3 separate regions of the Mus musculus genome follow, and regions 1 and 3 are each linked to region 2. The links are chromatin loops, found by intact Hi-C in ENCODE. Cell type or tissue: heart. All regions are shown on one strand.

Region 1 (8,000 bases), 53 kb after region 2:
TGGTTGCCGAGGAGACCGTTGGGTCGCGGCCACTGCAGCTACAACGATGGAGGGTCCTGAAGGCAGCTGAAACACCGCCTTGGAGTGACTGTCACGAAAATGAGTCACGAAGGCTCGGTGAGTTTCAGCTAGACTTAGGGAGTGCGCAAGAACTGGGGTTGGCCGGTATCGAGGCAGTGGACTAGCTCTAGGTTCGAGATGGGCATGCCTGTACCTCGGTCCCTGAGGGAAAGGGTCAACGGCTGGACCAGGCCAAGGGCAAGCGAATTCGGAAACAGCTGAACCACTAGTGCAAATAGTAATTCCTTTCTGACCAGGAACCCGTGTTGGTGGGTAAACCAGAGGCACTAGGAAGAGGGTCTGATGGATGAATCACTATCTTGACAATTTCAGGACTACGAAATGGATCAAACAACTGTGAGGGTGACCTTAAAACTTACTTTATTATCATTATTACTTTTTTTTTTTTTAAATCGAGACAGTCTGATTATATAGACCATATTGGCCTCCAACTCAACTCTGCCTCCAGAGTGCTGTGATTAAAGGAATCACATGCGCAACCATGGCTTGCCTTTTATTTTGAGACAAGGTCTCAATGTGTAGCCCTGGCTGGTCTAGAACTCACAATATAGACCGGGTTGCCTTTGAACTCATAGCTTCTTCCCATACCAACACTCTCCCATCTCACTGGTCAAAAACCAATTACCTTTAAGTCAAAAAAAAATTTTATGTATATGGGTGTTTTGTCTGCATGTGTGTTTGTGTACTGTGTTCATGTCTGATGCCTGCAGAGGCCAGGAGAGAGGATCAGATCTCCTGGAACTGGAGTTACAGTTTGGAGCCATCACATGGGTGCTAAGAATCAAACCCAGGCCCTCTGCAAGAGCGGTCAATGTGGGGTCAACTCTCTTACTCCCAAAGTCAAGGCATTTTAAAAAATAAAACAGATTGGTAGGACCTCGAGAAAATGAAAGAGTAAAAAATATCTCTGTTCTCTTGTGTTAAGTGCACGCCACATCTCTGTCCTAGCTGTGGGGGGAGGCCTAAGGGATCGGTTCTTTGGTTTTGCGTTGGCTTTGGGCTTAAGGAAGCAAAGCTTTAGATGGAGAACTAGGCAGCCGCTTGGTTTCTGGGAATTCAAGGCCAGGAACTGAGAATGTAGAGAACAGAAGACACCGGATTGCCTGAGAGAATGAATATTGGAGAATATAAAATAGGAAACAATTAGGTAGATAGATAAAAACTTATATTTGGAGGTAGATTTTGGAAGGAACCATCTTCCTTCATGGTCTCACTTCATGGCCCAGTCTGGCCTTGAACACATGACAGCTGCTTCAGGCTTCTGAGTGCTGGGTTTATTGCTGTGAGCCACCACACCTAGTTCTGGCCCTCTTTACAATTTTTTTTATTATTATTATTACTTATCTACATCTCTTTTGTGAAGTATTATGTCCCTAGGTTACTTTTGGGCTTTTCTTAGTTACTTATCTCTTGCTGTCACAAAACACCATGAGCAAAGAAACTTATAAAAGGAAGTGTTTAATTTGGGGTTCACGGTTCCAAACGGTTAAGCACCCAGGAGCATCACGAAGGGGAGCACAGACAGGCATGGTGCTGGAGGAGTAGCTGAGAGCCCACGAGGCAAAGAGAGCTAACTGCAAATGATGGGCTTTTGAAACCTCATCTCTGGCCCCTACTCCCTCCCTCCCAACAAGGCCACACCTCCAAGTCTTTCCCAAACAGTTCAAATAGGAATTTATGGGGCTGTTCTTATTCAAGCCGTCACAGGAATCTTTAATGATTTGTTACATTTATTTGGGGTGGGGTGGGGTGAAGGCGGGGCGTGTGCCATAGTGCACGAGTGGAGGCTGGAGGGTGACTTGAAGGAGATGGCTCTCTCCTTCTACCTTGTGGTGCTGAGAATCAAACTTTTGTCATTAGGCTGGGCTATGAGTACTTTTACCCAGTGAGTCACCTCACCAACCCTCATTTTCTTTATCTATCTCATGTATATGTGTACACTGTCACTGTCCTCAGACACACCAGAAAAGGCCATCAGATCCCATTACAGATGTTTGTGAGCCACCATGTGGTTGCTGGGGATTGAACTCAGGACCTTTGGAAGAGCAGTTAGTGCTCTTAACCGTTGAGCCATCTCTCCAGCTCCTTCTCTGTCTTTTTAAATGAGTTTTAAAAATATCTTAACATGTTTTTCATTTATATATTTTAGCAAATGTCTTTGTTTGGGAAGCAAGAGTCAGGTTTTGGAGCTAGACAAATCCAGATGTGAATTCTGACTAGACTACTTCCCAGGTGGGATCTTAGGCAAACTCCATGAGATGTGAATAGAAATAGTGGTTAAAGACGGTCTAGTAGTGCAGGCCTGCTCTACTCTACTCGGGAGGTTGAAGTGAAAGTCAGAGAGGATGGATAACATCAAGACAACCATTTTTCCTGCTCAGCAGGCCTGAGTGGCAGTGTGCAACAGGGCCAAGGGAGATTGAATCTCAGTGCTGTGAGGGGAAGAGGGCACTAGCTCCTGTCCCTAACCAAGAAGCTATTTCCAATTGACAACCACTTGGCAAAGGAAAAATCAGTTTCCCCTGTGGACTCTACTGGAAAAACCACACCTAAGGGTAGTCTCCACGCGCCAGGAGTGGACGGCCAGTACAGCACGAACTCAGTGGTGCTTTTGTGGGTTTTTTTTTTTTCTTTTTTGACTTAATATGGTTTCGTTTGAGCATTAAAAAAAAAACCTTTCTCATCTTTTACTTGCATATATGGTTTCTGATTTTGTATTTTAATGTTTTTTTGTTTGTTTGTTTGTTTTGTGTGTGTGTTTCTTGTGCTTTTCACTGTTCTTTTGTTTGTTAAATGGTGGTTTGTTTGCCTTTTTAATTTGCCTGTTTGTTTTCTAAAGAGGAAGAGAGGAAGAAGGCCTGGGGTTGGGTGAGAGGGGCCGTGGAGAGGATCTGAGAGATGGGGGAAGGGAAACCGTGGTCAGAATATATTGTATACATTTTCATTTTTTTTTTTTTTTTAAAGAGGGGGTTGGAGAGATGGCTCAGAGGTTAACAGCACTGGCTGCTCTTCCAGAGCTCCTGAGTTCAATTCTCAGCAACCACATTGTGGTTCATAAACATCTATATGAGATCTGGTGCCCTCTTCTGGCCTGTGTGTATACATGCAGGCAGAACACTGTATACATAATAAGTAAATAAATCAGAGAGAGAGAGAGAGAGAGAGAGAGAGAGAGAGAGAGAGAGAGAGAGAGAGAGAGAGAGAGAATGAATCAGAAGTTAAATTTCAAGATCAGCCAGGTGGTGGTGGCGCACGCCTTTAATCCCAGCACTTGGGAGGCAGAGGCAGGCAGATTTCTGAGTTCGAGGCCAGCCTGGTCTACAAAGTGAGTTCCAAGACAGCCAGGGCTACTCAGAGAAACCCTGTCTTGAAAAAAAAAAAAAATTCAAGATCAGCTTGGACTACAGAGTGAGTTCAAGACCAGCCTTGGCAACTTTGTGAGATCTCAAAATAAAAAGTAAAAGGAGAGCAAGGTGTAGTAGCCCAGGCCTTTAATCCCAGCACTTGGAAGGCAAAAGCAGGCAGATCTCCGAGTTCAAGGGCAGCTTGGTCTATAGAGTGAGTTCCAAGACAGCCAAGACTACACAGAAAGACTCTGTCTCAAATAAACAAAAGTACAAAGGGTGAGTGGTTATGGTACAGGCCTTTAATCTCATCTTTGGGGAAGTGGAGGCAGGTGGAGCTCAAGTTTGAGGCCAGCCTGGTCTACACATCGAGTTTCAAGACAGCCAAGGCTACAGATAGAAACCCTGTCTGGAGGGAGTAAAAAAGAGGTGAAGGGATTTAGCCTAGTGAGTAGGCATTGTCCTCAGTTCACTCTCCAGGTCAAAATATACACACCCACAAAAGGCAACAAATAACAAAAACGGAGAGGTTTTTGTGTGCTGTTCCATTCCTGTAATCCTAGAATCTGAGAGTCAGAGGCAGGAGAATTGCTGCAAGTTTGAGGTACTCTACATAGTAAGTTCTGGGCCAGCCAGAGCAACATAACAAGATTGTTCAAAGCAAAATGAAACAAAAGCAGAGGAGACTAAATCCCGGTGAATTCTTGGAACTCTCAAGAACTTGGACACTGCAGTAAGGCAAAAGAGCAGAGCTGAGATGAACATGATTAGTGAGGGCTACCTTCTGTCAGGTGTCAGTTTCCTTGTCATTAAAGAGGGCTTAGAAGGCTGTTACAAGTATTAAATTGAGTGATATACCTACAGAGTGTTCATCCGGCGCATCACAGACTTGAAGGTTCCTTGTCCTGGTCCCTTTTCTTTCTTAGAAAACACCTGGAGAGTCTTTCTAGCCCTTAGCCCATCCGTCCCACCCCCTTGATTTCCTGTCCTGAGTGCCCATTTCGTTCCCACAGAGGCAGGCGCGAGATCGTGGGGTGACCCGATCCAAGGCAGAAAAAGCCCGGCCACCCACCCAGCCGGTGCCGCAGGTGGACATCGTGCCTGGGAGACTCAATGAGGCAGAATGGATTGCGTTTATGTCCCTGGAGGAGGGCGAGGACGTAGTGGGTGACATCTTGGCTGACCTTATGACTCGAGTTATGGAGTGTGCCTTCAAAGTCTATCTGACCCAGCAGGTGGGCCTAGATCTGGGTCTTCCAGACCTATCTTCTACCCTGCCTCTCCTGGCAAGGCTGAGACCCTCCCTCGCTTCCACAGTGCGTTCCATTCACCATTAGCCAGGCCCGAGAGGCCATGCTGCAGATCACTGAGTGGCGCTTCCTGGCCCGAGATGAGGGAGAATCTGCAGTGGCTGAGGACCCCACGTGGGGAGAGGATGAGGAGCCCCTGGCATGCACTACGGATTCCTGGGCCCAGGGCTCCGTGCCTGTTCTGCACACACCGGCGCCCGTTTGTGTAGAGGAGCAGTTCCACAACGAAGTAAGCCCAAGCCCTGAGCCTCTTCCCGACAGAAGCCTCCTCTGGAGCCGCTCAGGACCACGAAGTGAGGTCCTTTCCCTCCATTTCCAACAACTCATTACCCTTGTGTGTTTCCCCAGGAACCTGGGAACCCGGACCAGTTCCTTTTAGGTTCATCGTGGGACAAAGAGTCCCAAAAGCCGACACAACCTTCAGAACCTTCTGCCGAGCCCAAAGTCACCCCGAGACCCACGGCCACCTTGGAGGCGTTTGAGGAAGCTGAGCCCGGGGATGCCTTGGAAGTACCCCACGGCCAAGAGGGAAGCCATATGTTGGCTGTGCCCTCGAAGGAGTCTTTACGATCTACGGCGGAAGGCGAGCGCGTCTACAGCCCCCAGTCTTCTCTGAAGCAGCCCCAAGTAGTCCGTCTTCAGGCCTCTGAGAAGGAATCATCCTTCGGCTCACACCTGTCGCTCGAGGATCTTTACCTCTGCATGCCCCAGCCAGACGCGGCAGGGGACCGGCTGAGCTTGCAGAGCAAGGGCCAGCTCCACAGCAGCCCGATAGGGTCGGAGTCCCACCTCGGTGCACTCACCCCGGCAGAGCCCTCCGCGTTCCAGGAGCCTGAAGTCTTGGGAGAGCGGCCAAAGCACAAGACCACCACGTTGCGCATGGATTCCTCGCGGCTGCCCCGCCACTGGGTGCGCCCCGTGGCCGAGGTCCTGATCCCAGACCTCGAAGTGCACCCTTTGGAAATATATCGCGGGCGCCCGCGCAGGAGCCAAGCTGGGACCGCAACCTCAGCATGCGAGTCCCAAGCCCTTAGCTCGCGTGCTCCCTCCAAACCCCATGTCTCTAGCCCAAGGTTCCCTCTCCAGCGTTGTGCTACATTCCGTGCTTTGGGCCCGGATCCTAGTTTAAACTTGGCCCAAACCTCACCGTCCTTCGGGTCAAACGTGCCATTCCTCAGCCCCGGGTTCCGCTTCCTCCCTAGAAACCCAATCCCTCCCGACGTCGCCAGCACCCCTACCCCCAAACTATGGCCCCTAGCTAAGTGGCCAAGTGGCTGGGAGCGGGAGGCGGAGCAGCTGGGAGAGCTGTGGGCGGGTCGGACTCGCGTGCCTCCACAGGGTCAGGAACCTGTGGAGGTGACACCTTTGGAGGAGGACTCTGGATGGCCCCTAGCGGCGCCCCAGGTCCTCGAGGCTACGTCCCAAGTGCTTTGGAAGCCCATGGTTATTTCAGAAACCATGAAGCTGGTTCCTGGTGTGAGTATGTGGAACCGGGGAACCCAGGAGCTGCTCAATCCTGCTGTCATCCGGAAGGAGGCTGAAGAAGGCACCCCCCAGGCGCCTGAGCAGCAACCCATCCAGACAGGTGTGTCCAAGCCTCAGGTGATTATGAAACAGATAAGGAACGAGACCCCCAAAGCCTGGCTGCTCCCCACCAAGCCTGTGCCCCACTCTGGGTCCTGAGCCTCCACACTGGGAAATGGACCTTGCTCAAAAATAAACGAATTGCCGCAGGAACTGACTGGCAAAGATGGTGCCATTTCTTCCAAACCTGTTTATTTCCTTAACGGGACTCCAGGGGGCGCAGTTGTCATGGCTTAGGAGACAAGGCTTAGGGATAAGGTTGTTCCCTAGCGTTCTCTGTCTCACCTCCACCACCCCCCACCCCCCCTGTCCTCAAAACACTCGTTAAAAGGGAAGATAGAAGGACCGTAAGGTAAATCTGGCTCCCAGGCAGAACTTTGTCCTTTCAGTAAGGGAGGAAGTGCATAACTGTGATTATAAGCATAGAGTGAGTCCACACATTAATTCGCTCTCCTTTCCTAGCTCCTGGAGCTTATTAGTTCATCTTGGATTGAAACACCTATTTTTTTCCGTTTGATTTTTACTCCTGTGTTCAGGGAAATGAACCTAGAATTTTGCATATGACAGAAAAACATTGTATCAACCAGACACATACACACAGCCAATACATTTTAAGCAATTAATATATACACAAATATGCTCACATGTGAAATGTCCTATGTACCCTCATGGTTGCACAACACGGAACAGCAAAAGACTAGAAAGTGGGCCAGGAGGCTGGCTCAGCCAGTAGAGCACTTACTATGTAAAGCAAAGCATTGAGGACCTGCAAATAAGCCCCCAGCCCATACTCTCCATTCTGGGGAAGTTTAGATGGGACAAGCCCTAGGGTTTGCTGGCCAGCCAGTCTAGCCAGAATTGAATTCCAGGTTCAGTGAGAGACCCTTTCTCAAAATAATAATAATAATAATAATAATAATAATAATAATGAGGAGGAGGAGGAGGAGGAGGGTGATTGAGGAAGAGATTCCAGGTCAACTTCTGGCTTCCAAATGCACATACACGCATGTGTGCTCCCACAAACATGAACACACATGCATACAACTGGAAACAAAGTAACTAGAGGAATCCAGTTGATAAATATGTACACCTACACATGAGGATCTCTCTCTGTTTTTCAAGAGATGTTCTCTTGTAGTGCAGGATGGCTGTCAGGCCATGGGTGGCCTTGAACTCCTCATACCTAAACCTCCCAAGTGCTGAGATTTCAAATACAGCTTGTATAACCGGAAAACATTTACCCACTTCATTTGAATTTGATGGCTCAGTGTTAGTTAAGAGTGGTTACTGGCAGCTCTTCCAAAAGACCTGAGTTCAATTCCCAGCACCCACATGGCTCCGCTCACAACCATCTCCAACCAGTTCTAGCTCCAGGGGACCTAAGCCCTTTTCTGTCTTTCCCATGTGCCTGGTGTGCAGACATACCATACATGTAGGCAAAACACTCATAAAATATAAACCTTACAGATTCTATAAAGGAAAAAAGGCAGAATGTAAGTCTCTATACTGTACTACCTATTGCATAAGAGATGAAAGGAGTAGAACTCTGTGTTCATAAGAGCCTGTATTTAAAACATCTACCAGATGACCAAGAAACCAATTACCTGTAGCAAGCAAGAAGGTTATACTAGGGTGGGACAAGGGCTAAAGGGAGGCTTCTCAGTACATACTTTTCCAGGGG
Region 2 (8,000 bases):
GTTCTGCCAGGCCTTAGGATCAGCCCTGGGTGGTCAGAGCAGCCCTGCGTCACTGTCTCCTACCTCTGAGCTGCTGCAGCGGCTTTTTCCTCCCCTCTTGGATAGCCTTCGACAGCCCAGGCCAGAACTTAGGCTGTGTCCGCCTGCAGGTGAGACAGGAGGTGTGGAATGGGAGGGCAGGGGGCGGGGCAGTTGTTATCTTTTGCCTGTCCTCTGTTCTGAAGCTGGCCTTCTCCTGGAGGTGACCTATGAACCCTAGGGTACTGTCCTTCCCCTCCCAGGTCCTACGCCTGTCGCTCTGGGGCTCTGTACCCTGCAGACCACCTTGCTCTGGTTTGTGGGCAGAGCTCAGCAGCACCTGGCAGCGTGGGACCCCGGTTCCTTCTTGCTCCTGCTCCAGAAGGATCTGCCTGTGAGTGGCCCAGAGCTGGGAGGGAGCAGCCTCCCTCAGTGGCCTGAGCTGAGCCCTCCCTCTCTGTTTCTGCCCACAGCCTCTTCTGTCTGCGGTGGAGGCGCTGTCCAGCCTGGCCTCCGAAGCAGCGCTCACTCTGGAGGTGGAGCAGCAGCTGGGCCTAGAGATCCACAATTTGACTGAAAAGATGCAGGTGAGTGCAGAGACCTGAGAGTGGCAGCGTAAGTGTGTGCCTAGAGAACAGGGCTGGGGACCTTGCGATCTCCAATCTCCTTAGTCTCTGCTAAAGTTTTCTCTGTTGGCTTCTTGTTCTTTACTATGGAAAAAAATTCAAATATGGTCATAATAGTAATCAACTCATGGTCAGTTATGATTCATACTCCCTTGCTACTCCCTAATAGTGTTAGCCAATGACATCATTGTTTAGACTTATTTCATTAGCGACTGCATAATTATGTCTTTTACTTTTCCTAGTAGTGTTTAATTCATTATTCTCTTTAAAAGTGACATTTGTATATATTATTGTATATATATACATATACTATATATATACATACACACACATATACACACACTATATATATAGTATGTGTATGTATACATATACATACATTTGCTTGCCTCTGCTTCTTGAATCTGAGATTAGTGGCATATGCCCTTGCATCTGGCTTGCTTTATAGTTTTACTAAAGTAGCACATGTCTATATTTAAAGGGTGAAATGCAAGCTGGGGCTGTAGCTAAGCAACAAGCACTGCTGATCATGCATCATCGAACTTTTCTTTGATTCCAATCACGAGTGGGAAGGGGAGCAGAAGGAGGCAGCAAGATGATTCGTTAGTTATAGGTGCTTAATGCCAAGTCTGACAACCCCAGACCCATATGGGGTAAAGATAGAACTAATGACGGCAAGTTGTCTCTGCTGCATATGTGAGCATGCCAGCACATACACACACACACACACACACACACACACACTGCATATGTGAGCATGCCAGCACACACACACACACACTGCATATGTGAGCATGCCAGCACACACACACACACACACACACACACGAGAGAGAGAGAGAGAGAGAGAGAGAGAATGAAGTTAAAAGTATTTTTAAGCCCTCTAATGGGGAGATCAGCAGAACAGCTCCACTCCCCTCTGGGTTGGCTGTTTCTTCTCGCCCTTTCTCTGGATTATGTCAGGGCCTCATGTATGCCAGGTAAGATCCGTGACACCAAGCTATGTCCCCCATGATTTTCTTCTAGGTTTATGGACAGAGCTATTACTTCTGTCTTTATCTGTCCCATTTTGCACACCACTGCTTCCTGTTGCAAAATATAAGGTTATGTTTGTGTTCTCCTGGTGTGTTTGCAGGGCTCAAGTTGGCCCTGTCCTCCTGGTGTGTCTGCAGAGCTCAGGTTGGCCCTGTCCTGGTGTGTCTGCAGAGCTCAGGTTGGCCCTGTCCTGGTGTGTCTGCAGAGCTCAGGTTGGCCCTGTCCTCCTGGTGTGTCTGCAGAGCTCAGGTTGGCCCTGTCCTCCTGGTGTGTCTGCAGAGCTCAGGTTGGCCCTCTGCTCCTAGTGTGGATGCAGAGCTCAGGTTGGCCCTGTCCTCCTGGTGTGTCTGCAGAGCTCAGGTTGGCCCTCTGCTCCTGGTATGTCTGCAGAGCTCAGGTTGGCCCTCTGCTCCTGGTGTGTCTGCAGAGCTCAGGTTGGCCCTCTGCTCCTAGTGTGGATGCAGAGCTCAGGTTGGCCCTCTGCTCCTGGTGTGTCTGCAGAGCTCAGGTTGGCCCTGTCCTCCTGGTGTGTCTGCAGAGCTCAGGTTGGCCTTCTGCTCCTAGTGTGGATGCAGAGCTCAGGTTGGCCCTGTCCTCCTGGTGTGTCTGCAGAGCTCAGGTTGGCCCTCTGCTCCTGGTGTGTCTGCAGAGCTCAGGTTGGCCCTCTGCTCCTGGTGTGTCTGCAGAGCTCAGGTTGGCCCCTGCCCCTTTGCTCTGCTTCTCTGCTTACCAAGCATCTTAACTGCTGTGAACTCCCACCTTTGGTCTCCTGAATCTGAGACTTCTAGTCCAGCAACTGTTTGGGATTTCTTCCATTCTTACTGTTTTCTCTTTAACATCATGCCCTAGCGTAGCCTCCTAATGAGAAGAGCTTCACATAGATGGTTATGGAAGCCCAGAGGAGGACCAGTACCTGAGGCTTAACTGCTGGCTGGGCAGCCTCTGAGTAGCAGAAGCAGGCTCCCCAGACAGCCTTCCTGGGGAACAAAAGCTCATATGCTCTCTTTGTGAGTCCAGTCCTCCCTCCCTCCCTCTCCCCTCCTGTTTGTATTCAGGACTGTGTGTGTCAGGAAATGGTGTGGAGCTTGGCAGAGTAGCCAGTTAGCATTACATTGTTGGAGGCAGGGCCAGGGGTGCTAGTGTATACCTTTAATCCCAGTACTGAGGAGGCTGAAACAGGATTTGAGTTTGAGGCCAGCCTGGACTACATGGAAATTTCAAGGCTAGTTTGGGCTAGACAGATGGGAGTGGGGAAATTCTGTGCTGGAGAGAAGGGAGAACAGAGGCACACACATGTCTGATGTGCCAGGGACCCAGTGGTTTCTTCCTCTCCCCCATGCCGCAGAACCTCCCTTTCCTTAGGTTCCGGGGATCATATATCCACGTCTTTTTCCATTTTCTTTTGTTTTTTATTCCCCCATCCTTTTCCTTTCTTGACTCTAATGTAAGAGTCAGCTCAAGCTGGCCTCATGGAACTTGTCATCCTCCTGCTTCAGCATTCCCAGCCCTGGGGTCACAGGCATGTGCCACTATGCTCAGGTCACAGAACTTCTGCCAAATGCCCCATTTTTTTAGATTCTCCAAAAATCTAAAGCCGGGCGTGGTGGCGCACGCCTTTAATCCCAGCACTTGGGAGGCAGAGGCAGGCAGATTTCTGAGTTTGAGGCCAGCCTGGTCTACAAAGTGAGTTCCAGGACAACCAGGGCTATACAGAGAAACCTTGTCTGGAAAAAACAAAAAAACAAACAAACAAAAAAATCTAAACAACACAACCTTGTTATCACCATCTTCTTCCCACCCCATTTTTTAAAAAAAGATTTATATATGCAAGTACACTGTAGCAGTCTTCAGACACATCAGAAGAGGGCATCGGATTTCATTACAGATGGTTATGACCCACCATGTGGTTTCTAGGAATTGAACTCAAGACTCTAGAGGAGCATTCATTCAGTCACTGAGCCATCTCTCCATCCCCTGGCCATTGAGCTTCTAATACTCTGATTCTACTTTCCAAATGCTGGGAGTCTAGCCGCATGCCCAACACGCCTGACTTGTCATGTGCCTTTGATTACTAAGGAAACCTCTAATCCTAGGTACTGTGCATGGTTTAGGTCCAGACCTCCTTAGAAAATGCCCATGCTCCCACAGTGAGGCATCAGGGTTTTACAGATGCCCACACTGAGACCTCAGAGAGAGAAACACCATTCCCAGTCTAATAGACTAGCCCTTCTTACTTTCTTCCTCCCCATACAGCTCCTGCCCAAAGAATCACTGGGTCTGTTTGTCCAAGAATGCCATAAACAAGCCACACAAGGCTTCAAGCTCCACATGCCGAGGGGTCGATACTGGAGACTTCGATTGTGTCCTGGTAATTTTTCTTTCTTCCTGGTGCTGGAAATGAAACACAAGATTTCACACAAGCTAGACGAGCAAGCCTTGCTGAGTGAGCTACAACCCCCAGCCCACTGTCTTGGTAATCTCTCACTTCCACCTTTCTCCTTCGGGTTCCTGGTATAAATGGTCCAAGCCCTCCCCAGTTGTGGCTCCACACCACTGTCAACATCTTTGTCCTTACCCTTTGTGCCCTTCCTTCCCTCTGGAGCCCACTGGACTTCTGCAGTCTCTCCATCTGTCTTTTCTCTTGTCTCACTCCAGAACCTCCCAGTGACCCTAGTGAGTACGCTCGGATAGTGGTCTACTCTGTGTTGGAGCCTGTGTTGCAAGGACTTCAGGGATTGCCACCTGAAGCCCAAGCCCCTGCCCTCGGCCAGGCACTGACAGCCACACTGGGCGCCTGGCTTGACCACATCCTCACCCATGGGATCCGGTTCAGGTATGAAGGAAAGATGCTAGTGGCAGAGGAAGAATGCCAAACAGGGAAAATGGAGACCATTTGGGCAGAGCAGTCTGGGGAGGCAGAAGTGTCTGGTGGCCACATTGTACCTGGACATCTAGCCTGCAGGGGGCGCTGCAGCTCAAGCAAGACTTCGGAGTGGTCAGGGAGGTTCTGGAACAAGAGCAGTGGGGCCTGTCGCAGGAGCTTCGCCAGACTCTGCTCTCACTCAGCATCTTCCAGCAGCTAGATGGGGCCCTGCTGTGTCTCCTGCAGCAACCCCTGCCCAAGAATCCAGTCCACAGAAGACCTCCCCGTTGCTGTGAGTTATCACCACTCCTCAACCCCAGGCTTTTCTAAGCCCTTCCAGGGGTGCTTTCGAACACCCACACCCAATCTCACCATTGCTTTGGCGTCAGCATTCCCCACCAACCTGCCGTCCACTCCTGCCTTCCCAGGTCTCTGTTATGAGGTCCAGACCACTGAACTGCCCACCAGCAGCCTCAACAGCCTGGAAAACTTGGCACCCCCTCTTCGTCTTGGAGTCTCCCCTGCCCAGAACACTCACCTGCTAAGCACCCTGGGGGGAGGAGGACGAGGAGGAGGGGGAGGGGGAGGACCAGGACCTAGTCCTGAGGCTTACCTGGTGGGAAACCAGCAAGCCTGGCTTGCCCTGAGGCTGCACCAACACCCACGTTGGCACCTGCCTTTTTTTTCTTGCCTGAGGACAAGTCCTGAACCCTAAGTTGACTAGGACCAGGGGTTGCAGATCATGCCCCAGACAAGGAACTGTATGCTAGAGAAGCTTAAACCTGGGTGCTTGATAAAACATGTTCATAAACTAGAGTCCAGAATTGAACCCCCAGATCATCCTAGGATCTGCAATCCAGAGTAATAGGCAAACTACAGCCTGAAATCTGGATGTCGGAAACAATGAAGACATCTTGGAGCTAAAACTAGAAGGGGTCTACAGGGCTAGCGCTCAGGAGACAGGCAAACCTTGCTTTCTCTCGAATCCCAGGAGCAAAGCGAAAACTGATTCATGAGGAAACACAGACAAAGCAGACATTTCTACACGTGGAGGGCAGTCTTACCCCTTCCCCGTCTCTGTTTCTAGTCATTAGGCTGTAGGGCCTGGACATTTAAGCCTTGGCTGTTGCTACAGGGGCAGGGCTTGCCTTCTGCTGGGTGGACAGTCCCCGCAGTGACATCCTTTCCAAGGAAGGAGCCAGGATGTGGGGTGGTGCTGACCTAGATCTCGCAGGCAGGACCCCGAGGGAGAGGGCTGAAGGACGTTTTCCTGCGAAGGGGATTTTGCACATTCACTGCTTATGCTGTGTGGCACAGAACACTGCTAATGGCTGAAGTATTCGCGGGTGGCCCCGGAGGTCAGCCGCGCGAAGTACCGCGGAGCCGCCGGAAGCGGTCCGTTCCAATAAACCGATCCCCAGTGCTACTCCTTCCGGGGTGGAGGTAACCATGGCGGCGGCTTTGGCTCGGCTCGGACTACGGCCGGTCAAGCTGGTTCGAGTTCAGTTCTGCCCGTTTGAGAAGAACGTGGAGTCCACGAGGTACGGGTTCTGGGGAGGTGGGAGGCGTCCGTGTTCCCCACGCGTGCGCGCGCACCCTCGTCCCGGCTCCCTGGTCCCCCGGACGCGCTCACGCTGCCCTCCGGCCGCAGGACCTTCCTCCAGACGGTGAGCAGCGAGAAAGTCCGCGCCACCAACCTCAACTGCTCTGTGATCGCCGACGTGAGGCACGACGGCTCTGAGCCCTGCGTGGACGTGTTGTTCGGTAAACCTGGTAGGGACGCGGGTGGGCGAGGGCAGATCGCCGCCATAGCCCTGCATAGTCAGGGTCCCTAACTCATCGGTTTGCATCTCCCCCAGGAGATGGGTATCGGCTGATTATGCGCGGTGCCCACCTCACCACTCAGGAAATGTTAAGTGCCTTGGCCTCCCACATCCGGGACAGGAACGCCGCGGCAGCATCTGCACCGGGCGCAGACAAGGTCGCCCCGGGTACGAGTACCCGCCGCTGATATGGCAGAAGAGTCCAACAACCAAATGTTAGCTTGAATCTAAAGACAGTGAGTGGTCTGAGAAGACCTGGGCTTTAATCACTCAAAATGCTGCATGGAGCTCATGATACGGAGCAAGAACACTAACAACAGGGCTTCTGGGGCAAGATAAGTAAGTTTGGGTGGTGAAGGGCCCCGACAAATTGGAATTTTTCTTTCTCAGTGTTTAACTTTATTTGGATCTGTCAACCAAGTACATTTTAATTAAATATTTATTGCCAAATGAATGCTATTTTTCTCAGGTTGTTTACTTGGATTTTGAGAGAGGGTCTTACCATGAGCTAACCTGAAACTTAGTAAGAAGACCAAGGTGGCCTAGAAATGTGAAAGCATTTTTCTGCTTCAGGCTCCTCAGTGCTGGGATTCTAGACAGCCACCACCCTCAGCCTACAGTACTCATCTTCCTTAGTAGTGTTGTCTACTCTTCATTCACTCTCATGGAACCACCCATTCTGTCATAATTTCAACTACTCAGGATTTAAACCCTACCTTTTTATTTGGTTCTAACCCCATCTTCTATGATTAGCTACTGCCAATTTCCCCCATATGCCACCAACATTCTTTCCTTCAAGTGGAACGGTCACTTGGCTCTTCTGACTTCCTGCTCAGCCTTCTAGGCTAGAAATGTAGTGTTTCCTCTCCTATCCCTTCCCTTTCTCCGTAGATCCAACCAGTCTGTCTGCACTGAGGGGAAAGAGAGGAGCCAGCCCCGTCTATTGGCACACACTATCCAGGCTACTCAGGAGGCCAGCCTGGTCTACTTATCGAGACCCTTCCATTCTCACTCATTTCCTGTACCACTTTTATTCTCCTGCCTGGTGTCATTTTCCCTTATCATTTTAGCTGCTATGAAATCTCATCCTTCACATGGGTAATAATGGCTTACTTCCCACAGTCCGGAAATAGTTTTTGGTTAACATCCATTAATGTGACCATGAAGTCATTTTAGAGGATCAAATGGCATAAAAAGTTATCCATTCGAGGCCAGAGGAGTAGCTTAGTGTTTAAGAGCACTAGCTACTCTTCCAGATGACCAGGGTTCAATCTCCAGTACTCACATAGCAGTTCACAACTGTAACTCCAGTTCTAGGGCATCTGACACCCTCTCACAGACATGCATGTAGGCAAGACACCAATGAATGCACATTAAAAATCAGAAAAAAAAGTCGTACAAAAAAAGTTATCCATGCATGCCATGTGTTATTTTTTTTTTAACTTTTAGTTTTTATACCTCTACCTCCCTTCCAACCTTTCTTCACCCTAATCCCTTCTGACACCCCAGCATTATGTAGGAGAGAAGATTAGAGGGGGAGGGGATATAGACCTCTATAGGCTACTTCCTGCTGATTAGGGTCCTTGGGTTCCTTGGGGCAAGTCCAGTCTTCATCATCAGAATATCCAGCAAATG
Region 3 (8,000 bases), 53 kb before region 2:
TGGGGTTTGGGGTGAGTGATGAGGACACCTGTGACCTGTCGGAGTGCTGCTGGGTCACACCAGCTTTCTTCCTCACTCACAGGTCGTTATCAACCCAAATTTTGAGGTAGCAGAAAGTGACTTCACCAACAATGCAATGAAGTGTAACTGCAAATACGACGGGCATCGCATCTGGGTGCACAACTGCCACATCGGTAGGTAACAGATGAGATGGGTGAATGCAGGGCAGGAGGGAAAGGCTTCCATGCTGTCACTGCCCATGATGGGTGTGTGCTCTTGCCTCTGTGCAGGGACAGCCCCTCACAGTGCCTGTCTATTCTGCAGGTGATGCCTTCAGCGAAGAAGCCAACAGGAGGTTTGAGCGCTACCCTGGCCAGACTAGTAACCAGATCGTCTAAAATGCTACCACCCTCTCTGTAAACCACCACTGGCCCCCAATGGCAGGGGTCTGAGGCTGCCATTACCTCAGGAGCTTACCACAAGAACCCCTGATGTCAGCAGGCGCCCTACACTCAACCACCTGTGCACTACAGGCAACAAACTGTCAAACAGAAGTTGGTGCCTCCTTTACGGGGTCAGCTGTCATTACCTTTGGCCAACAAGCATGGAGAATCAGCCAACAGCCCCAGCAACAGACAGAACACACCACAAAGAACTGCCCCACACAGGATGGCAGCAGCTCATTCTCTTGAATAGGGGAGGTCAAGAGGGTCAGCTCCCATCGCTCTCCGTTCTCCTAAGGACCGCGTTACCTCTAGCCATTTGGTGGGGGAGAAGATCCAACCCCCACTTTTGACTGTAACATGTTGCTAGGTATAATTTTATTTTATATAAAATGTGTTCTTCGGAGCCCAGGACTGATGCAGCGGTTAGAGGGACTTGCCCTCCGCAGGTTCACTGACTCCTCCTCTACCCACATGCACTCAGAACCTAGGCTAGGAAAGCAAGGAGGAGATCAGGGCAAGAGCTTCACACTCTTGCCGGTCCAGTCATTCATTCTGTGACCTCGGGGGTCACATATAAGGTCAGTGTCTCTGATCCGCGCCGGATCCGCACTGCCAGCTGTGATTGGGTTCGAACAGCTTCATAAACATCTTCAGCATTTTGTGCCAATTTCTCCCCAATGGCCAAGATCACATCACCAGGCCGCAGACCAGCCCTGTGGAGGATGGACGGGGCAAGGAGAGAATAGACAGAGAAGTTCAAGGATACATCCACCCATCCCATCCCACCCAACCCCCCCCCCCAGAGCACGCTCCCCATCACCTGTGTGCGGGGGAGCCCAGGATAACTTTATGAATGAGGACACCATGCTGAACATCAGGGAAGCTTGGCTCACGGAGCTGTAGTTCAATAAGGATGCTGAAAGGGCACAGACACTATTAGCTCCACACAGGCCCTCTCCCATCTTAATAGTTCACCTTCTGCCTTCTAGAGCTTAGGAAGTGGGATATACACATAAAAGATAGCTAATTTCGAAAGATACATGGTGTTGATCAACTTCACTTCTGTCATCCTGAAGGGTTAGAACTTAAGCTGAGCCTAGAAGGGTGGGTCCTACCACCTTACGAAATAAGGTATTGAGACATAGAAGTGGAAAATGAAAGTAGTTCCGAAGAAACGGCAAGCTGTCTGGAAGGATAACGAGATGGGTGGGAATGGGCGGGAATGGGCCTCCAGTGCTAGGTCAATGTTGGCTTTACATCACAGCAATAGCAGGATGTACTCAATCTACTGAAAGATCCAGATGCAGTGGGATGAGAAAGTTATGAGAGGGAACAGTGCTTGTGACAGAAGACAACAGCTTATCTTAGGAAAAAACAGACATGAGAGAAAACCCAAGAAAAGGATAGGGTGTGTGTATGGTGTGTGTGTAGGGGTGTGTGTGTGTATGTATGTATAGGTGTATATATATATACATATATATAGATATATGTATATATCACCACACTAACATACATATATATGTATATGTATATATCACCACACTAACATACCTGGGAGTCAGGGTCAGCATCATCACTCCAATGTAGCGGCGCTGGGACCCACTGGTTCCAAACCAGGAATCTGTAATAAAAGAGGACAAATGAACCGCCCCCCAGCTACATTCTTTCCCTTACTTTCTACCAGCACACCCCTCTATACCAAGCCCCAGTGAATGCCCTCCCCTAAGTCCCATCCTCCATTTTAAAGGAACCCCTTTCCCTGTAAGACAGGCTCACTTTTCTTTTCCCCGCGATGCAGAAACTCCCTAAGGCGATCAGAAGGGATGGCAAAGGAGATTCCAGCTGTCACCTTCATGGTGTTCACTCCAATCACCTCCCCATCCTGCAGGGACACAGCCCCCTGTCCCCTAGCCCACACAGATGGCAGAGGATGGGGGCACCTGAACAAGAGTAGCAAGGATTTGGGGACAGAAGTCTGTCTGTCTGTCTGTCTGTCTGTATACCAGGAGAGGAACAAGAGACTAGAGACTTAGCTAAAATTCCCTAAATCAGAGGAAAACCCACACTTCCCACACTAACCTGGGGCATGGATTCTTAGAAGAACACGGACACTCACCAGGTTAACCAGGGGACCACCAGAATTTCCAAACTGTGAGATAAAATGAAAGAAAACATCAAAAAGATCTGGAATCCCATGCTCTGGGAATTCTAAGACCGAGGACATAAACAGGGTGTAGGGAAATTTTTCAAATTCCATTCCTAGCACATGAACTAGAGAGGCTGCCTTTTGCAGCCCAACCTCTGATACAGGCCCAGTCACCACCACGTGTCAGTTGGTGCTCATACCCAACAGCTGTTCTCCCCAATTCCAACCTTAGCACCTAATTTCCCTCATATCAGGACGCACATCAATAGCTGCATCGGTCTGAATGTATTCCACGTTGTTTTGAGGGAGTCCCAGGTCCCTGGCTGGGCGCTGAGCAGAGCTGACAATACCAGATGTGATCGTGTTCTGCAGTGCAAAGGGGCTTCCCATGGCAACAACAAACTCCCCTTGCCGGACATCAGCAGAGCGGCCGAGGGGCAGTGTGGGAAGAGGCTCCTTAAGGGAAACAAGGCCAGCAAAACTGGTCATTTTAAGAAGGGAGCAAGAGAACAGCTGCCATCAGATCTGGCCTACTCCATCCCCACCTTGGTTTGAATCCTCAGTGTGGCAATGTCTGCTACGGGATCCACAGCTGTGACCATGGCCTCATAAGTATCCCCGCTAGGCAGCCTCACTCGTACTCGGCGCCGATCAGCCACCACGTGGGCGTTGGTAACGATGAGCCCATCTGAAGCCACTACGAATCCTGATCCGTTTGAGATGGGGACTTCACGGCCGGAGAAAGGGTGCCTGGGATGGGGAAAGTACCCATTACACTGCAGCTTCCACCTCATCCTGCTCCCTTGCCTTCACTAACGGCAGTTCAACACCTCCTGGTCAACTTCACCATTACCGGTCTAGGATCTCGATATAGACCACAGCAGGGGCTGTCTTCTCCACCACATCTGCGATGAAATTGTACTGGCTCCGGGGAGAAGTGGGTGGCGGAGCAGGAACAGCAGCCAGCACCGTGGAAAGACCCCGACCCCAACCCCACAACAGCAGCACCACTGCACCTCCTGCGCCCACCGCCACCGCCAGCCATTCGCGCCGACGGCTTCCAGGGCTCCTGCGGGCCTCCTGGTCACTGGAGCCTGAAGTCCCCACATTCAATCGTGCCCAGAGATCCGGGGTCCTAGACGTCAGATCTGCCCGTGATGCAAGGAACCCCTCAGGCACCTGGGCCGGGAGACTGGGGGTCCCATAAGTCATCCAGATCTGAGAGTCAGGAGTTCCTGACGTCAGCAGAGCCCGGAGGTCAGGAGCTAACAGGGGAGGCTTCCTCCAGAAGATGCCCCCCAAAGCCCGCCATGCCCGAAGGCTCCAGTTTGCACCCCGCCCCGCTTTCAGCGCAGCCATCAGCTCCGCCTCGACTCTCCTCGCCCGCCCTACTCAGAGGCGGTCCTCTAGAACCCGGCAAGCGGTCTAGGAGAAGCAGGGCACGACGGTAGCTGTTCAGCGCATGCCGGGAAACGTAGTCCCGTCAGGACGCGCTCCTCTCCAGCATACGCACACGCTCACACACAAACACACACACATACACACACATTCCCCGGGGCCGCGAGGCATGCTGGGAACGCTAGCCCTTCCGGGGCGCCTCCGGGCCTCAGGTTCTGGCGTCTCGGCGGATGCCCAAAGACTCCGCCTTCCCAGGGGCCCCCGCGGCCCTGCGAAGATGGCGGCGACAGCGGCCCCGCTCTCCTGAAGCGGCTGCGATGGAACCTCCCCCAGCTCCGGGGCCGGAGCGGCTCTTTGACTCGCACCGGTAAGCGCTGCGGAGGGAAGAGACCGGTCAGCGCGTCCTGTCAGCTTCGGCGCCTGATCGCGTCGCCTCTCGCCACAGGCTCCCGAGTGACGGCTTCCTGCTGCTCGCGCTACTGCTCTACGCGCCGGTCGGCCTCTGCCTCCTGGTCCTGCGACTCTTCCTCGGGCTCCACGTCTTCCTGGTCAGCTGCGCTCTGCCCGACAGCGTCCTCCGCAGGTGCGGACCGCGGCGCCCGGGGGAGCATCGGGGCTGGGCTGGGCTCTGGACCGCACGGTCACCGCCGCCTGTGTCCCCAGGTTCGTGGTACGAACCATGTGTGCGGTCCTGGGGCTCGTGGCCCGGCAGGAGGACTCCGGACTCCGCGATCACCGCGTCAGGGTCCTTATTTCCAACCACGTAACACCTTTTGACCACAACATAGTCAACCTCCTCACCACCTGTAGCACCGTGAGTGGGGGGCGAGGCCGAGAGCGCCACCGGGTGGCTCCCCAGGCCCAAGCTCAAGGCTCCCCTTTACCCATTGGGATTCTCTTGGGGAACACCGAGCCTTTCCCCCAGCCCCTTAATCGCCACCTCACGTGTCACCCTTTTCCTCTTTCTTTCTGTCTTTTCCTTTCTCTTTCTCTTTTTGACATTTCCTTCCATTCTTCTTGCTTTTTCTCCCCGTTCTCAGCCTCTACTCAATAGTCCCCCCAGCTTTGTGTGTTGGTCTCGGGGCTTCATGGAGATGGATAGGCGGGTGGAGTTGGTGGAGTCACTCAAGAAATTCTGTGCTTCCACGAGGCTTCCGCCCACACCTTTGCTGCTCTTCCCCGAGGAAGAGGCCACCAATGGCCGAGAAGGGCTGCTGCGTTTCAGGTGGGTAAGCGCAGGCATCTGGCTCCAGTTGAGTGGGTGCCCTAGTTCCTTTCCTGTCTGCCCACTTTTAGCCCTGCCCTCGAAATTCTTAATTCCTCAGTTGTCTGCTTATGGAGTTGGACAGTTTACTAGTTTAAGTCAGATATAAGTGGTTGGCTGGGCTAGGCTGAACTCCCATACTACTCGCTCTCTCTCCCTCTCTCTTAGTTCGTGGCCATTTTCTATTCAGGACGTGGTACAACCTCTTACCCTGCAAGTTCAGAGACCCCTGGTCTCTGTGGTGAGTGCATGCTGGACAGGGACTACTCTGGGGTCTGGAAGGGAAGTTTCCCACCTGTGGCCCTGGCTTAGACCTCACTTCATGCCCTCCCCTCAGACGGTGTCAGATGCCTCCTGGGTCTCAGAACTGCTGTGGTCCCTTTTTGTTCCTTTCACGGTGTATCAAGTAAGGTACTAACTGTCCTCCGTTTTTGGTGGCTGGGAAGGTGTTCACCTCAAGGGCATGGAAGTAGTGACCACTATCCTGTCTGCCTGTGGTTTGTTAATGTCGAAGTTCTAACAGAAGCAACACTTATCTTCATCTCCCTACTCTCCCCACCACTGTTCCAAGATAAATGGGGAAGGGCCATACCCTTAGCCCCTGTCGACTTAACAGGGCAGGGCTCTGGTTTTTGTAGGTGGCTTCATCCCATTCGTCGACAGCTAGGGGAAGAGAGTGAGGAGTTTGCGCTCCGTGTACAACAGGTGGTAGTGAACAGGGGTGTGGTGGAAGTGGGGGGGTCCCTCCCTCCTGGGGAGAAGGGGAAGAAGACCTGACGAGGCTACAGCTATAACCTTCCAATTCTCCCTAGCTGGTGGCCAAAGAATTGGGCCAGATAGGGACACGGCTCACTCCAGCAGACAAAGCAGAACACATGAAGCGACAAAGACACCCCAGATTACGCCCCCAGTCAGGTGTGTGATCTGGGCACAAAGATGCTTGCTGCGCTTGGTGGTTTTGCTTCCCTCCTTACGCGTGTCTGCCTCTCTCAGTAATCCACTCACCTCATTTTTTTTTCTTTTAAACAGTGCAGTCTTCTTTTCCTTCTCCTCCCAGCCCTTCTTCTGATGTGCAGCTGACCACTCTCGCTCACAGAGTCAAGGAGGTTCTGCCCCATGTGCCATTGAATGTCATCCAGAGAGACCTGGGTATGGGAAAGGGTAGCATCACAGAATGGCAGACACAGGAAAATGGGTCTCAACAGAGAAGGGGTACAGGGAGTGGACACTCTGCCCCTCTCTTCCCAGCCAGGACTGGGTGTGTAGACTTGACCATCACAAACCTGCTCGAGGGGGCTGTGGCTTTCATGCCTGAAGATGTCACTGAGGGATCTCAGTCCCCGCCTGCACCCTCTGCCCCAAAGGTGAGACCTGGAGTAGTCAAGGCCAAGACTTAAGGGCAGGTCTGGGCAGTCTCTGCTCCCTCTCCCTGACTTCTCGCCTTGATGTTGAGACCCTAGCACAGTGCCTCTCTTGCAAAGTAGGCATTCGATGGGTGTATAATGATGATGACTTCGCAAGCCCTCTGACATTGTGATCACCTCAGTTCCCCAGCTCGGGCCTGGCGACCCCTCAGCCCACAGCCCTAACGTTTGCCAAGTCTTCCTGGGCCCGTCAGGAGAGCCTGCAGGAGCGCAAGCAGGCACTGTATGAATATGCAAGAAGGTGAGAGGGTTAGAGGACAATATGTGAGAAAGAACAAGTTGGAGAAAGGCCTGATGAAGCTGATGTGACAAAGCCTATACACTCTCTCCCCCATGTCCCACAGGAGATTCAGAGAGAGACAGGCCCAGGAGGCTGAATGAGCCCAAAGGAACAGGATGGTACCCAGAGCCGCAGGACGGAGACTGGGGGCAGCCCTCACCCAGCTAACAACAGGCCGGATGAGTGGGTGGTAAAAAGGGAGGGATGGGGCTCCCCCAATCTCACATTAAATTCAGGGTTTTCACTCAAGGTCTCTGTTGCCTCTTTGGGTTTCAAAAGCCCCTTGAGCAGGTTTCTTTTCCTGGGTTGAAGACTACAATATGGGTGAGAATGGTCAAAATGGAACTGTGAAATTACACTAAACTGAAGACAAAACAACTGGATCCCAGCTCAATTATAGTGTAGGCTGTCACTCCAAAACTACAAGTCCCAGAATGCATTTCATGACTATAGTCATATAGGCTCAGTTATACAAGCTCAGGGTGGCATCAGGAACCTGCTTTCCATAGGTTCCTAGCTAAGCTGACCAAGGTGGAGCAAAAGGCCCCTCCCCCCAAAATAAAGCTCTGGGATTGGAGTTTGAGCTCAGCCTCCCGGATGGGGCCGGAATTTACCTTTGTACTCCAGGGAGGCCTGGGTTGGTGTGCCTGGCTGGGTGTGTCCAGAACTGGCTGCCATCCTGACCGTGTCCCAGAGCTGCTGGCAGGTTTGAATCCAGAATCATTAATGGCCCTACCTACTGTCCCCTTCTCTCATCTCCAGATTTCTTACTTTTCCCCACTTGGGCCTTTCCCACAGATGACTGCTTCTTGTAGCTCCTGCTGCCACCGTGGGTCCCTGTGCTAGTCACAGATCTTTACTACTCAGGGATCCCAGCTACAAACAGGGTGAAAGTCCACTGGTGATGTCCTCTTAGAGACACCCAGCACGGTTTCCTGGGAAGGATGGACCCCAAGGCATTCTCCCCTGTGGGATAACGTTGGGGATCAAGCTGAGATGGGAATTCAGTATCAGTCACCAGACCCAAGGCCTTACTGGCTGC

What was found. Peaks named below come from ENCODE experiments on the same cell type or tissue, not always from the same donor. Only the 100,000 strongest peaks of a DNase experiment are listed, where the experiment ranks them.
Region 1: it touches region 2 in a loop (5-fold over the local background); 20 of 42 quality-filtered maps call a loop at or near these places.
Region 3: it touches region 2 in a loop (3-fold over the local background); 10 of 42 quality-filtered maps call a loop at or near these places.

Annotation. Positions count from the first base shown.
Region 1 is chr6:83,156,474-83,164,473 of GRCm38, forward strand. 1700003E16Rik (RIKEN cDNA 1700003E16 gene) reads left to right here. Exons shown (of 4, transcript NM_027948.1): 1 at 1-117; 2 at 4,439-4,660; 3 at 4,743-4,964; 4 at 5,084-6,502. The coding sequence starts at 100. The coding sequence ends at 6,418. It also overlaps a transcript of Wdr54 not described here. Among named protein-coding and RNA genes, the nearest start is that of 1700003E16Rik, 4.1 kb to the left of the region's middle. In heart, CTCF peaks have their summits at 3,166 (motif pointing left), 6,520 (motif pointing right) and 6,721; DNase peaks (open chromatin) are centred at 88, 5,978 and 6,388; H3K4me3 peaks cover 2,428 bases; H3K27ac peaks cover 945 bases; H3K27me3 peaks cover 3,039 bases.
Region 2 is chr6:83,103,121-83,111,120 of GRCm38, forward strand. Ccdc142 (coiled-coil domain containing 142) reads left to right here. Exons shown (of 9, transcript NM_001081266.1): 3 at 1-149; 4 at 282-412; 5 at 492-605; 6 at 3,933-4,047; 7 at 4,335-4,512; 8 at 4,635-4,834; 9 at 4,971-6,001. The coding sequence ends at 5,257. It overlaps Mrpl53 (mitochondrial ribosomal protein L53), which reads left to right and starts at 5,988. Exons shown (of 3, transcript NM_026744.3): 1 at 5,988-6,083; 2 at 6,194-6,306; 3 at 6,402-6,812. The coding sequence starts at 5,992. The coding sequence ends at 6,553. In heart, a CTCF peak has its summit at 4,631 (motif pointing right); DNase peaks (open chromatin) are centred at 4,591, 4,991 and 5,961; H3K4me3 peaks cover 2,933 bases; H3K27ac peaks cover 2,385 bases; H3K27me3 peaks cover 430 bases.
Region 3 is chr6:83,050,476-83,058,475 of GRCm38, forward strand. Loxl3 (lysyl oxidase-like 3) reads left to right here. Exons shown (of 14, transcript NM_013586.5): 13 at 83-194; 14 at 325-2,091. The coding sequence ends at 398. It overlaps Htra2 (HtrA serine peptidase 2), which reads right to left and starts at 4,096. Exons shown (of 8, transcript NM_019752.3): 1 at 3,446-4,096; 2 at 3,138-3,342; 3 at 2,854-3,048; 4 at 2,563-2,595; 5 at 2,223-2,328; 6 at 1,998-2,067; 7 at 1,267-1,362; 8 at 791-1,159. The coding sequence starts at 3,951. The coding sequence ends at 994. Aup1 (ancient ubiquitous protein 1) reads left to right here and starts at 4,046. Exons shown (of 12, transcript NM_007517.4): 1 at 4,046-4,357; 2 at 4,436-4,573; 3 at 4,654-4,804; 4 at 5,031-5,215; 5 at 5,423-5,495; 6 at 5,592-5,665; 7 at 5,893-5,959; 8 at 6,067-6,169; 9 at 6,284-6,403; 10 at 6,503-6,618; 11 at 6,801-6,919; 12 at 7,023-7,207. The coding sequence starts at 4,221. The coding sequence ends at 7,059. Dqx1 (DEAQ RNA-dependent ATPase) reads left to right here and starts at 7,369. Exons shown (of 12, transcript NM_033606.3): 1 at 7,369-7,664; 2 at 7,955-8,000. In heart, a CTCF peak has its summit at 4,830; DNase peaks (open chromatin) are centred at 3,226, 4,106 and 4,766; H3K4me3 peaks cover 4,159 bases; H3K27ac peaks cover 3,313 bases; H3K27me3 peaks cover 110 bases.